Regions from separate parts of the Mus musculus genome. Here region 1 is linked to region 2. Evidence: chromatin loops called from intact Hi-C (ENCODE). Cell type or tissue: left cerebral cortex. All regions are shown on one strand. Links, peaks and the distances in the headings refer to the core of each region. The heading gives the core; the rest is flanking DNA.

What was found. Peaks named below come from ENCODE experiments on the same cell type or tissue, not always from the same donor. Only the 100,000 strongest peaks of a DNase experiment are listed, where the experiment ranks them.
Region 1: a loop joins it to region 2, with 2.4 times the contacts of the local background. A loop is called at or near these places in 4 of 42 quality-filtered maps.

The regions. Positions count from the first base shown.
Region 1 is chrX:136,124,347-136,130,683 of GRCm38, reverse strand. It overlaps a transcript of Nxf3 not described here. Among named protein-coding and RNA genes, the nearest start is that of Bex4, 11 kb to the left of the region's middle. In left cerebral cortex, for the core only: a CTCF peak has its summit at 2,823 (motif pointing right); DNase peaks (open chromatin) are centred at 2,817 and 3,337.
Region 2 is chrX:136,310,262-136,316,598 of GRCm38, reverse strand. No RefSeq gene overlaps it. Among named protein-coding and RNA genes, the nearest start is that of Bex3, 43 kb to the right of the region's middle. In left cerebral cortex, for the core only: no CTCF peak of the experiment used is centred there; a DNase peak (open chromatin) is centred at 3,108.

The DNA.
Region 1 (6,337 bases), core at 826-5,825, 190 kb after region 2:
AATCTCTCAAAGACATGGCCACCGGCCAAAGCTGATCTGGGAAATTCTTCAGTTGGGGTTTCTTTTTCCCAGGTTACTTAAGTTGATATTAAAAAACAGTTGTTGGGTGGGGATAGAGAGATGGCTTGGTGGTTAAGAGCACAGGCTGCCCTTCCAGAGGTCCTGAGTTCAACTCCCAGCAATCACATGGTGGCTCACAACCACTGTAATGGGATCTGATGCCCTCCAGTAGCATCTGAAGAAAACGAATGTGTATTTATATACATAAAGTAAATAAAAATTTCTTTTAAAAATTGGGATAATATTCAAAATAAACAGAAAAATATACTGATATCTGTAGGATTATCATTATGATTCACAACACTGGAAACAACCCATGTGTTTACCATTGAATGCATTGTTAAATAAGATACAAGAGTATGTTTTCACAATTAATGGGATGAAGTATTGATATGCTCGAACAGTGATGAGCAGGTGAAGTGAAGGAAATCAGATGCAAAAGATTAAATGCTGTGATCTGGGTGTAGCTCACTTGATAAACTGTTTGCCCGAGCTCTGGGTTTGATTTTAAGCAGCTAATAATCTGGGTGTCCTTGTATATATACTTGCAACCCCAGTACGACAGCAGTAGGTGAAGGCAGGAGGATAAGGAGTTCAAGGTCATCTACAACTAGATAGTGAGTTCAAAGCTAGCCTGGGTTACATGAAATCTGTCTGAAAATATAAACTAAAAAGGAAGACTAATGTTGTGTGAGTCTACTCATATGCAATGGCTGAAATGGCAACTCTAAAGACACTAAGAATATTTGTGGTTGCTGGGTTGAAAGAAGGAATTAGGATTTAACTGGACTAAGGGAGGATAGGATATTGGAGGATGATGGGAACATCTAAAACTCAGTTGCCCTGCTCTGTATATTACTATTCATCACCCTATTGTTATCATTCTTTCTTTTTTTTAAAGATTTATTTATTACTGTAAACAAGTACACTGTAGCTGTCTTCAGACACACCAGAAGAGGGCATCAGATCCCATTACAGATGGTTGTGAGCCACCATGTGGTTGCTGGGAATTGAACTCAGGACCTCTGGAAGAGCAGTCAGTGCTCTTAACTGCTGAGCCATCTTTCCAGCCCCCCCCCCCATTGTATTTTCAAATGGGTAGATTTTATTGTCTGCAAGTTATATTACATGAAAGATGATAAAACATAATACTGGCCTGGACTTCCACCATATCTAACCATTGCTGCAGATGGTAGCTATACTGAAGCCCCGCTGACTATATATTGATGCAAATTTCTGTAGTGATTATAATTTTCACTTCCTACCACAGGTGCTAACTTTACATTCCTCGTTTGCAAATAAACAAATAAATAAAAGCCACTTTACATTTCACCACTTCACATCTTTTCAACTATGGCAGTGGAGGAGAGTGGGGTTTGGACAGAATTTAGTACCACCCCTCTTTGTCTTCAAGGAGTCCAAATGGCACTACCTTTCTTTAGTGTTAATTTGACAGTGCCTACCCTAGGGTAAATAGGTGCATGTCCTTGTACCACCAGTTTTGTTTGCACGAATTCACTTTCAGGGCAGTGTGAGAGATACTGGTAAAGCCCTTTTTCTAGGCTCACACAGGACACAAAAGCACTGAAAAGGAAGAACGAAGCAGAGGGAAATGTGGTCCTCACCTCCCTCACCCCCAGCATGTTCTCTCATACACAGACATATTTACACCAGACGGCTCTTTTAGAATATTAGAATTCTCTAAGTCAGTTTGCTAGGCTCAAACAGGGCTCACTCATCTCATGTCACAAATGGGTACATGAGCTTGGTCTTAAACTGTGCCCTCTAGCAGCATATGCACCCTGAAAATGTCACTCACTACAAAGCCTATGACAGGGAATATCAGGATACATCCAACAACATGATGTTGTTAAAATTTACTGTGTCGCTTCCATAGGCAGAGATTTTGGAGACAACAAAACCACACTATAATGAAAATCAGGATGCAAGAATATTTCTTCACTCTCAGCTTATCAATCATTTCAAATGTGCAATGATGCAACAAATGCTGTTAAAATGGCTCAGGGTGTTTTGCATTAGCAGAGATGTGCATATATCTGAATATATGTGTTAGTAAGCAGCAGAGTATTACATACACTGTTTTTGTCACTCAAAACTACTTAAGGAACTAAACTTTTATTACTAGTATACTGAATAAATTTTGGAACATCCATAGAGTGAAACACTCAGCCAACAAACATAAATGTGAGGTTTCCTTGAAATTAGTTTAAAACGTTATAGAAATATATTGCTCTAGACAGTCATAGTGCTGTATACATATAAACTCCATTATTGAGAGAGCACTGAGACAGAGTGATTCAATGTAGTCTTTGCTACATAATGAATTCCAGATCTATGTAGGCTGCACAGGAAGAGTCTGTCAGGAGAGGAGAGGGGAGGGGAGAAAAGAGGACAGGAGCAGGAAGAGGAAAGAGACAGGAGAAGAGGAGAGGGCGGGGGGTTGGGGAGAGGGGAAGGGAATGTGGAATTGGGGAGAAAGGAGAAATCAGAAAGGAGACAAGGAAAACAGGCAGTATTTAACCCAGAAATTTCAAAGGATAAAACATTTGCTTTCATGTAAAAGTTTCTGTCCATGATGATAGGCCAGTCTTTCTGTCTGGTGGCCCACATTATTCCTGTACACTAGGACTGTCCTCTATTCTACCTAGGCTTCCTCAAAACTCTGAAGATGGGTTGGCAACAGCCACTCTTTTCTACCTTCCCACTCAATCGGCGTTCAAGCTGCAGAGCAGAATTATACCACAAGGTGGCGCGACTTCCATCCCCAGACCAAATGTGTCTTGGAAAGCATATTATATAACGAGCAGGAGATTAAGTCTCTACATTTAAAACTAGCTTATACAAACTGATTCTAATTCTGTCTAAAAAAATACAGGAATGGATGAATATTGTAAAAACACACTATGAAACACCAGGTTGCTCTTATGCGACTTGGCAGCCAGTCACAAGCAGGCATAGGGTAGCCCAATGACCCTGAGTGTCAGAGGGACAGAGTGCCAAAGTGGGGTCCGGATGTCTGTTCCATAGCATCCTGAAGAGAAGTGACAGAGGACAGGGTGAAGAAAGGTCTAGAAAGTCCCATACCAAGGGTAGGGTGATGGAAAATGAATATCCTGATCTTTATGGAATGTGTGTATCTTAATTTACACAGACTGCAGAAAAGATAGATCAGAGAATGCCAGGTAGATTTGAGGTCGATAGCAAATATAAGAGATTTAATATACGTATGGCATTTCCAAATAAGAATATTAGCACAATAAACCCCGTTAGTGCATCTGTTTCTCTGCAAATGTCCACCCTAGCAATTAAAACATATAGCTGGCACCGCTTGAATGCCATCTCTTGGTCAAAGTGAAGACTGCAGCTGTATCTGAGCACTTGGCCACAGCTGGAGAAAAGAGGAACTTCTGCCTACTGCCTTTAATGAGACCAAACCTCCAGGGCTTTGGGTTTCTGTCACCATTGTTTTCCTGGGCTATAAACAGGCACATTTTATCACATTCCTAAAGATAAGATTGGAAGGTAGCTGGGCAGTGGTGGCGCACGCCTTTAATCCCAGCCCTTGGGAGGCAGAGGCAGGCGAATTTCTGAGTTCGAGGCCAGCCTGGTCTACAAAGTGAGTTCCAGGACAGCCAGCGGGCTGTCTGTCTCGAAAAACAACAACAACAACAACAACAACAACAACAACAACAACAACAACAAAACCAAGAAAGAAAGAAAAAGATAAGGCTGGGTATGGTGTAATAGCATTACTTACGAGGCACAGGCCCAACTGATGCGAGTTTAGGGCAGGTATGGGCTACATAAGTAGTTCAAAGCTAATCTGGACTACAGAGTAAGACCCTGCCTCAAAAACAAACTTAACAAATAACAACAACGACAACAAACCATTGGGTTCTAGGAATTAGAAACATACAGGCCCACATACACAGAGTTCATTTTATTTTTCCATTTCCCTCATTTTTCATTTTCCCCCACGAAACTGAGTGAATTTTTTCATAAAAACATGGCAAATAACTTAATGTTTTGTCAGTTTGGGCAAACATATTTTCTCCTTTCCATTTTACAAATACATTTTATCCTCATACAAATTTCAAACGCTATGAAAGCACATTTGATTATTTGGACTAAATATACCCTTCTTGACCGACCTAAAGCTGCCTGTCCCTGTAGGTGACCTGAGGATGATTGTTGTCAGAATCGCAGGAAGCGCTGTCACACGCACCCTGCTTTTCCTACTCCTCAGAAAATGGTAAGGAAACAGGTAAATTGGCAGTAATTAATTCCTATGACTGGCAAATTTCAACATCTTAGTCAACTTCTATGACTCGTGCAGCTTCAGTTAGCGTTTTTTGTTTGTTTGTTTGTTTTAAGATTTTTATTTATTTATTATTATAAGTAAGTACACTGTAGCTGTCCTCACACACACCAAAAGAGGGCATCTGATCTCATCACAGGTGGTTGTGAGCCACCATGTTGTTGCTAGGATTTGAACTCAGAACCTTCAGAAGAGCAGTCAGTGCTCTTATCCGCTGAGCCATCTCTCCAGCCCTTATATTTCTTCTTTTGTCAACTATCTGTTCATCTCATTAGCCCTTTTGTCTATTGGAAATTCTATTTACTTGGTGTTTAATTTCTGTAGTTCTTTGTTAAATTCTGGATATTAGTACTTATTAGAAATATAGCTGGTGAAGGCCATTCTGTGGACTGTGTCTACCTACTCTGCTGATAATTTCCTTTACTGTACAGAAACTTTTCTCTGTGTAGCCCTTGGCTGTCCTGGATCTTGATTTGTAAAACTGGCTGTCCTGGAACTCACAGATATCTACCTGCCTCTGCTTCCTAAGTGCTGAGATTAAAGGAGTGCACTACCATCACCCAGCCAGTAACTTTTTCAATTTATATACTTGGAGTAAGTTCCTGTGCTACAAAAGTTCTGATAAATTTTTTTTGCCCACCCCAGTGCCTTTGCCACAGTCTTAATGTTTTCCTTTACAGCAGTGGATCTCACCCTTCCTAATGTTGCAGTCTTTTAATACAGTTCCTCATGTTATGTTGACCTCCAACCATAAGTTATTTTCGTTTCTACTTCATAACTGTAATTTTGCCAGTGTTATGTATTGTAATGTATATAACTTAGATGCTACCCTTGTGAAAGTGTTATTCACTCCAAAGGCATCACGAGTGATCCATAGGTAGACAGCTACTGCTCTAGAATTTCCAACAGTTTAGGTTTTGAATTAAGGTCTTTAATCCATTTAAGACTGCTTTCTATAAGGCAAAAGATATGGAAATAATGTCATTCTTCTATAAGTAAGTGGATATCCTGTTTTATTCCAACCCATGCATTTACTATCTTTGCTGAAGCTGTAGCTTTGTTGGTTTATTTCTAGGTCTTCTATTCTGTTCTATTGATCTGTTTTTATGCCAGTGCCAGGCTATCTTTTTCTTTCTTTCTTTCTTTCTTTCTTTCTTTCTTTCTTTCTTTCTTTCTTTCTTTCTTTCTTTCCTTCCTTCCTTCCTTTCTGTCTTTTTTTTTTTTTCGAGACAGGATTTCTCTGTATAGCCCTGGCTATCCTGAAACTCACTCTGTAGACCAGGCTGGCCTTGAACTCAGAAATATGTCAGCCTCTGCCTCCCAAGTGCTGGGAATACAGGCATGGGCCACCACTGCCCGGTGCCAGGCTATCTTTATCACTAAAGCTATATCGTATAATTGAGATCAGGTACTGTGAAATATTTAGCTGTGTTTTTTGACTTGCTTTGGTTAATTATGATATTTGTGGTTGCATATGAATTTCTATATTGTTTTTCCTACATTGATAGAATATGACATCAGGATTTGATGGATATTGTATCACATCTGTCCATTAATTATATTATAGAGCCACTTCCCCCAATATTTCACCATTCAGGAAGCATGGAGTTCTCCATTGTCTAGTGTCTTCTCCGATCCCTTTCACAATGTCTTTGACTTTTGATTTTAGAACTCTTTTTTTCTCCTTGGTTAGATACTTTAGTTTTTGGAACTATTATGAATGGGACTTTATTCTAATTTCTTTTTCTAAGATTTTATTGTTGCATGCATGAAAGATACTTTAAAAACACATACTCCATAAAGCTAGAAAGGCTAGATGAAATGGATGAATTTCTAAATAGATATGACTAACCAAAACTAAAGCCAGAAGATAGGAGGATACTTAACCTAATTCATTACAAACAACCAGATCAGTACTTCAGTCTAAAGACCCTTCAA
Region 2 (6,337 bases), core at 603-5,602:
GCTGGAATAACCACATGGAAATTAGGAGTTCCACCTTTTTTTTTTCCCCTTTTGGTTTTTCGAGACAGGGTTTCTCTGTGTAGCCCTGGCTGTCCTGAAACTCACCTCTGTAGACCAGGCAGGCCTTGAACTCAGAAATCCGCCTGCCTCTGCCTCCCAAGTGCTGGGATTAAAGGCGTTCGCCACCACGCCCGGCTCTAACCACCTTATTTTTATACTGACAATATGATCTAGTCGTCACCCCGATGAATATTTAACATAGATGATATGACGGTTAGATTTTATTGTCAACTAGACACAATCTAGGAGTCTTGACAAGGGATTGTCTAATTTGGTTGACCTGTGAGCCTGCCTGTGGGGGACTGTCTTCATGTTCACATGAATGGGAGGTTCCAGCCTAAAGTCAGGTGGCACCATTCCTTGTCTGGGTTTGGGTCTTGGACTGTGTAAACAAGGAGAGAGGAAGCTGAGCCCACGCGTGCATGCGTTCCTACCCTCTCTGCCCTTAACTGTGGATGTGACTTCTGCTTCAGATTCCTGCCCACTCCCACCCCCACCCCAACATCGGACTTCCCTGCCATGACGGATAGTAAGCCGGAATTCTGAGTCCAGTGAAGAGTCCTAAATGATTCTGTCAGAGTGTTTTTATGATAGCACAGGAAAGGAAGCTAGGAGGGCGGAAAAGCAGGGTTACATGAAAAGACTTACTGTCTGCATCCCTTTGAATAACTCAATGATAAACTCAGAGTCCCTAATAATGCGTGGGTTTCCCTTTTAAAAAAATTTTTTTAAAGTGCATCTGCTTAGTGTTTTCACTTCTCTCCCTGTGTCTTGTCATTCTTGTGTTACCTGAGTGCTCTCTCTCTCACTCTCACTCTCTCTCTCTCTCTCTCTCTCTCTCTCTCTCTCTCTCTGTGTGTGTGTGTGTGTGTGTGTGTGTGTGTGTGTGTGATTGTGTGACTATGTGTCCCTACAAAAGGATTTGTTTTCTTCTATTGAACAAATCAAAAAGAGTCACATGGGAAAGGAATGAGGGGTACTTTACAGAAATCTTTGAGGTTTTTAACAAGGGTTTTAGATACTGACTCCAGTTGACCCACATGAGCAGACTAATACTATCCAATAATATCAGTGTGTTGTCTGCAACATTCATGGCAGGCATTTATTTTGTAAGGTGGTGAGTTTGCTTTCCATCTATATTTGTTATTTCTAGCATTTATTAGCATAATATGTGAACAATGCATTAATCTAGGTCAGGGGCACAGAACTGTAAAGATGTGATTTAAGATTACAGCTATGCATTGGTTTAGCTTGTAAAAGTTGACTGCATGGCAAAAGTCCAAGGTAAGTAAGGTTTGTTGTTGCACTGTGCTCTGAAACGTAGGTTAAACAAATAGACTCAGTACACAACAGGATAGCTGTCTTAAGTCTTAAGTGACCTCAAGGTGTATTATTAACTCAGTGGTGAGGTCCAGCAGAACTTGCAGTTTCTTAGAATGTAAGTGGTAATGTCACAATGTTGTTTTGCTACCATTCCCAAATGCTCATAGCAGTTTGACGAACAGCAACACAAAATTCCATCAACAGGTAAACAAAGAGAGCAAGTGTGGTGCCCCAAGCCTGTAATCCCAGCATTTGGAAGCTGAGGCTGGGGAATTCCACAAATGAGATCCTGACTGAAGTGGGAGGAGGGGAATTGAACAGAGCAGGCAATACAGCTCTGTGTAGAATGTCTGCCAAGCAAGCTGAAGGCCTTGGTTCAGTTACAACCCTGCAAGACAAGTAAAGTAGGAACCACTGGTCTATGAAACAAGAGGATAAAATTCAACATAAATCTATAGATGAGATAATCCAAATCAAATCGCCAAAGTTCCACCTAACAAAGACTCTTGTGATTATACTTCACATTTTTGTCTTTTATCTTTCATATCATAATATTTCTGGAAAATGAACCAAATGGTAACACCAATATTACACTTATCTAGGGACAGGATCTTAGGAGAGATACTGAAGATAGTTACACAACCAAAAATGTTATGCCTGTGAAGTAATGATTATATATTGAGATTCATTTCTTAAGAGACAATAGCTCTGCATGATTTTAATAAGGCAATTTATACAGCATTATTAATTTAAAACATGTGTATTTTAACATCCATGTGAGATATACACTGGGCTCACTACTATTTAAGCTGGTGTTGACAGACAGCATCAGTGACCCTGTGGTTGCCCTCTCTAGTGCTCTGCCCCATTTCACAAAGGGAGAAGCTGGGCTCAGAGACCTCTACCATGTCCTATTCTTTCTCAAACCCTGCTCAACATGGAAAGTGAGTCCAAGACAGCACTTAGGGTCAGGATCCCGCATCTCTGTTGTTCTTGAGCCATTGTGCCTCCTAGTTTCAAAGCTGTAAAGACTTCACCTAGAATAGTGATCCCTGCTTCTTTCCACCTCTCAAGGATGCCCACCTCAGGGCATCCAGAGAGAAGGCAGGAGGGAGCCCATTCTTCAAATAAGGGCCTCTTGGTCCTTGTCAAACCATGTTGTCAAAACATTCGCAAGGACTTCAGAAAGGAGTCCGGTTTCTATGGCAACTGGATGCAGGAGGTCTTGGTGAAACCGGAAATGCCTCCGTGTGCCCACTCCTCCCCCCCCACCTCCACCACCCCGCCTCTTTATGCCTTTTTCTGTTTCTGAGAACAAAGCACCTTTCACCGTTTAGGTACCCTAAGGAATTGTCCCTTAAAGTGAAATGGGCACAGAACTGAAAAGTATGTTTTTAGAGGCAGAACGATGCTCATCAAACCAGATTATTTAAAAGACATTTTGGTAGCCATAAAGATATCAGGTTTCTAGGGCAATATCGATGCTAGGATTGTTAGACAAACTTATAACACTTCCACCTGGCCCTTTTACATGCCCTAGCCTGTCCCTGAAAGTAAAATTCCTTAAGGCAACCAAAGAAATCAGTCATTTGAATAGGTGTACCAGGGTGCATTTTACTAGCAGATCTCTGAGCAAATTGTGGAATCAAAACATGTTCGCAGAAGCAAAACCCTTGCAGATCTAACTAAACTGTTATTGGTCACCTTGATGACGTCAGGTTACTGTGGCAACAGCGGCCTGCAGCCTAGTCCTCCACTCTGAAACTGCTTGCACAAACCACCCCATCTCTCTCTTTCTCTAAAAGTAAAACGCTTACTCTATTGCAGGCTACCTTCCTAGAAGAGAATGCAGACAATTGGGAGAATTCTGCTCAGTTTCTGAAAGGCAAATAGATGTTTGTTTACAGAAAGTTTGTTTGCTATAATGGTGACAATAGGGACTTTGATTGTCAGAGAGACTCAGAGGTATTTATTATGGTGCAGCATAAACTGTGTTCAAATCCATTCTGATAAATCCCTTTGGGTGCATCAGTTCCCATATAAATTTAAAGTTAGGCAGCAATACCTCCTTCTCATACGTCCTTAGGAAGTTTTGGTGTATCTTATCACTTAGTGCTAGATAACAAGCAAGCTACCAATACTACTGTATATTAGTAACATTTCTATTGCTAGTGCTACTATTATGTTGAGTTATTCGGATGAGTGTGGGTTAATATTCATACATAACTTTCATCAAAGATGGTAAAGTCGTGTCCTTTGCACTGCTCAGAGAGACTGAGTTATTGGGCCGACATCATGGTTTAGCAGGTAAAGCATTTGCTGCTGTGGAGAAAGGAGAGAACCAACTCCCAAGGGTTGTGCCCTGACCTCCACACATGGGCCGGATTGCTAATTTCCTTGGTGCCCTATGTTATTGTAACTGATAACTTATGCTCCCTTTTTCTAAGTCTTAAAATTACACTTATTGATGCATATACATGGCCACTAAAAGAACATAGTTTTCCATTATGTTTCTCCTGAATTTTCCCAAACAGAACCTCTTGAATTGGCAGAAGGCATCCCTGCTTACTCCCTGAGTAGAGGATTGGGTTTGCAAACGAGCTGTTCCTACCATGCTCTTGTTTCAAATGTTTGTTACCTGACTAAAGGCTCCATTAGGAAAGTTGTGAAAACTTAAAGAGATGTGTAAGAGAAAGTAGTTCACTTCATATGTTTCTGTGGGAATATATTATTCTATCCTGTGAGATTCCTGTAGGTATGTGATGAACACCTCTCTTCTGGCAGACATTCCTGCTGTCATGTTATAGTGGACTTGATCATAAAGTTGTCTCCATAGTGGAATTTAATCATAAGATTAAACTCTTCATCCTGGATACTTCTGATAAGTATGTTGGTCACACCCATGCAAAAACCACACAGTATGTCATGTGCAGAATTGAACATATTAATGGTTAACATTCTTATGATCTCTGATATTAGCATTATGACATATTCTGTTGTAGGTGTGCATATGCAAATGTAACTTATATGTCACATTTGTTTTGTTTTGTTTGTGTTTGTTTGTTTGTTTGTTTGTTTGTTTGTTTGTTTTTCGAGACAGGGTTTCTTTGTATAGCCCTGGCTGTCCTGGAACTCACTCTGTAGACCAGGCTGGCCACGAACTCAGAAATCCGCCTGCCTCTGCCTCCTGAGTGCTGGGATTAAAGGCATGCCCCACCATGCCTGGCAATATGTCACATTTAATATGAGCATTTTCCTATAGAGTGTTACTATTCTGCTTTTCTGTTGTTTCTGGTTTTGCTTTCGATGAACTATTATGCTGAGTTGAGGAACACCTTCTGATTTAAAATCAAGGTATAAAATATGTTCCGATTTTTCCCTTCTCGCTCATGGATGGATGCAGGATATACATGTGTATGTATGCATGCCCACTATGGTGACATGTGCATATTCATGGGTGCTTCTGTTGTTTCCATACTGAGAACCCCATTTGTCCTAGGTCTGAGGCCATCAAATTAGAAGAACTCGCCCAGGGTCCTGAGGTCTGTGCACGGTCATGACAACAAGAACGCAGGCCTGGTCTCTCACCTTGTCTGCTTCATTATTACTCTTTACTCCATTATGATATTTCTTGTTACTGAGGATCAGTGAGGAGAAATCTCTTCACGCATACCAGACAGCGAGAAAATGAGAGAGCAGAAGTCACAGGGGATCAAAAGCATTAGATCAGAAGTCCCCACAGCTCGGGTGTGGTCCTCAGCTTTCACCTTGTTGGGACTGTCTCCTGTTAGCTATGGCACATGCTAAGCTACCTGTCTCCTGAGCTCCTGGGAAATATTTTGTTACCACAGCTTGTGTGGTTGGAGGAGTTCTGGGATTATAGACATGTACTGTCTCATACAACTGTACATGAATTCTGGAGATCTGACCTCAGGTCCTCATGCTTTTCTGGCAAGCACTTTACCCAAGGACCCATTTACTCTCCCCACTTCCATTTCCTTCTCACTGCTGTATCCTGGAGTCTCAGATTCAAATCTTGTCACTAAGAGATAGAGGACTTTTAATGTCTGATCCAGCCACCCTTCTTCTAAGTTTCTCTCCCCAAAGCACAATGCACAGATATCAAAAGGCATAAACAAGTATAAGGTCTTTCCTTGTAAAATAAATCATAACAGAACAAGACTAAAAATAATATAGATTTTCATCAGTGTGGGAGTCACTGAACAATACAAGTTAGGTCTACATCCTCTACTAGAACACAGGTATAATAAAGCAGGCGGTCTCCCTTTATCTATTACTATAAATGAGCTTTGGTGTATTACTAAGTGAAGAGATTAAGATATTAAAAATGTCTAGACCTGATGCTATGTAGTATGCATTGGATGTGTGTAGCATTGGAAAGCTACATGAAACCATTCAAATATAAGATTAAATTCATATGAAATTCATATTTCATTTTCCTATAATACTCATCCTTTATCAAGTGTCCATATATTCAGTTTCCAAACTTCAAAGAAACTTGCATATAAAGAAAAAAAGTAAGATTTTTGCTCAACCTCTCAGGGTACTAGAATAACAAACGTATTTTGAGAAGTAGAACGGTTGGCTCTTCACTCTACTTAAGGAGCAGGAAAGGCTTCCCCTGACCTGGACTCGAATTGTTAACTTTGTAAACTTTGGAAACCATCAAGACAGGAAAGCCTCCAGGTCTGGTCTTAAGGAGCTCCAGCATCCAGGACCCACCCCCAGACCTTCCTAACTGTCATAACAGAGATTCCAGCCTCCGTAAAGGTCACAGAATTTATGCCCAGCCTCTCAACAGGACTGGCTCCAGATTATGCTAATTTTAGGTGAAAAGTCTAAGCAAAGCCCACCAATCCTTGAGCATGAGAACTCAACAATCCATGAACAGGAAAACTCACCAATCGCTGAGCTCCCCCAAGCTCAGGACTTG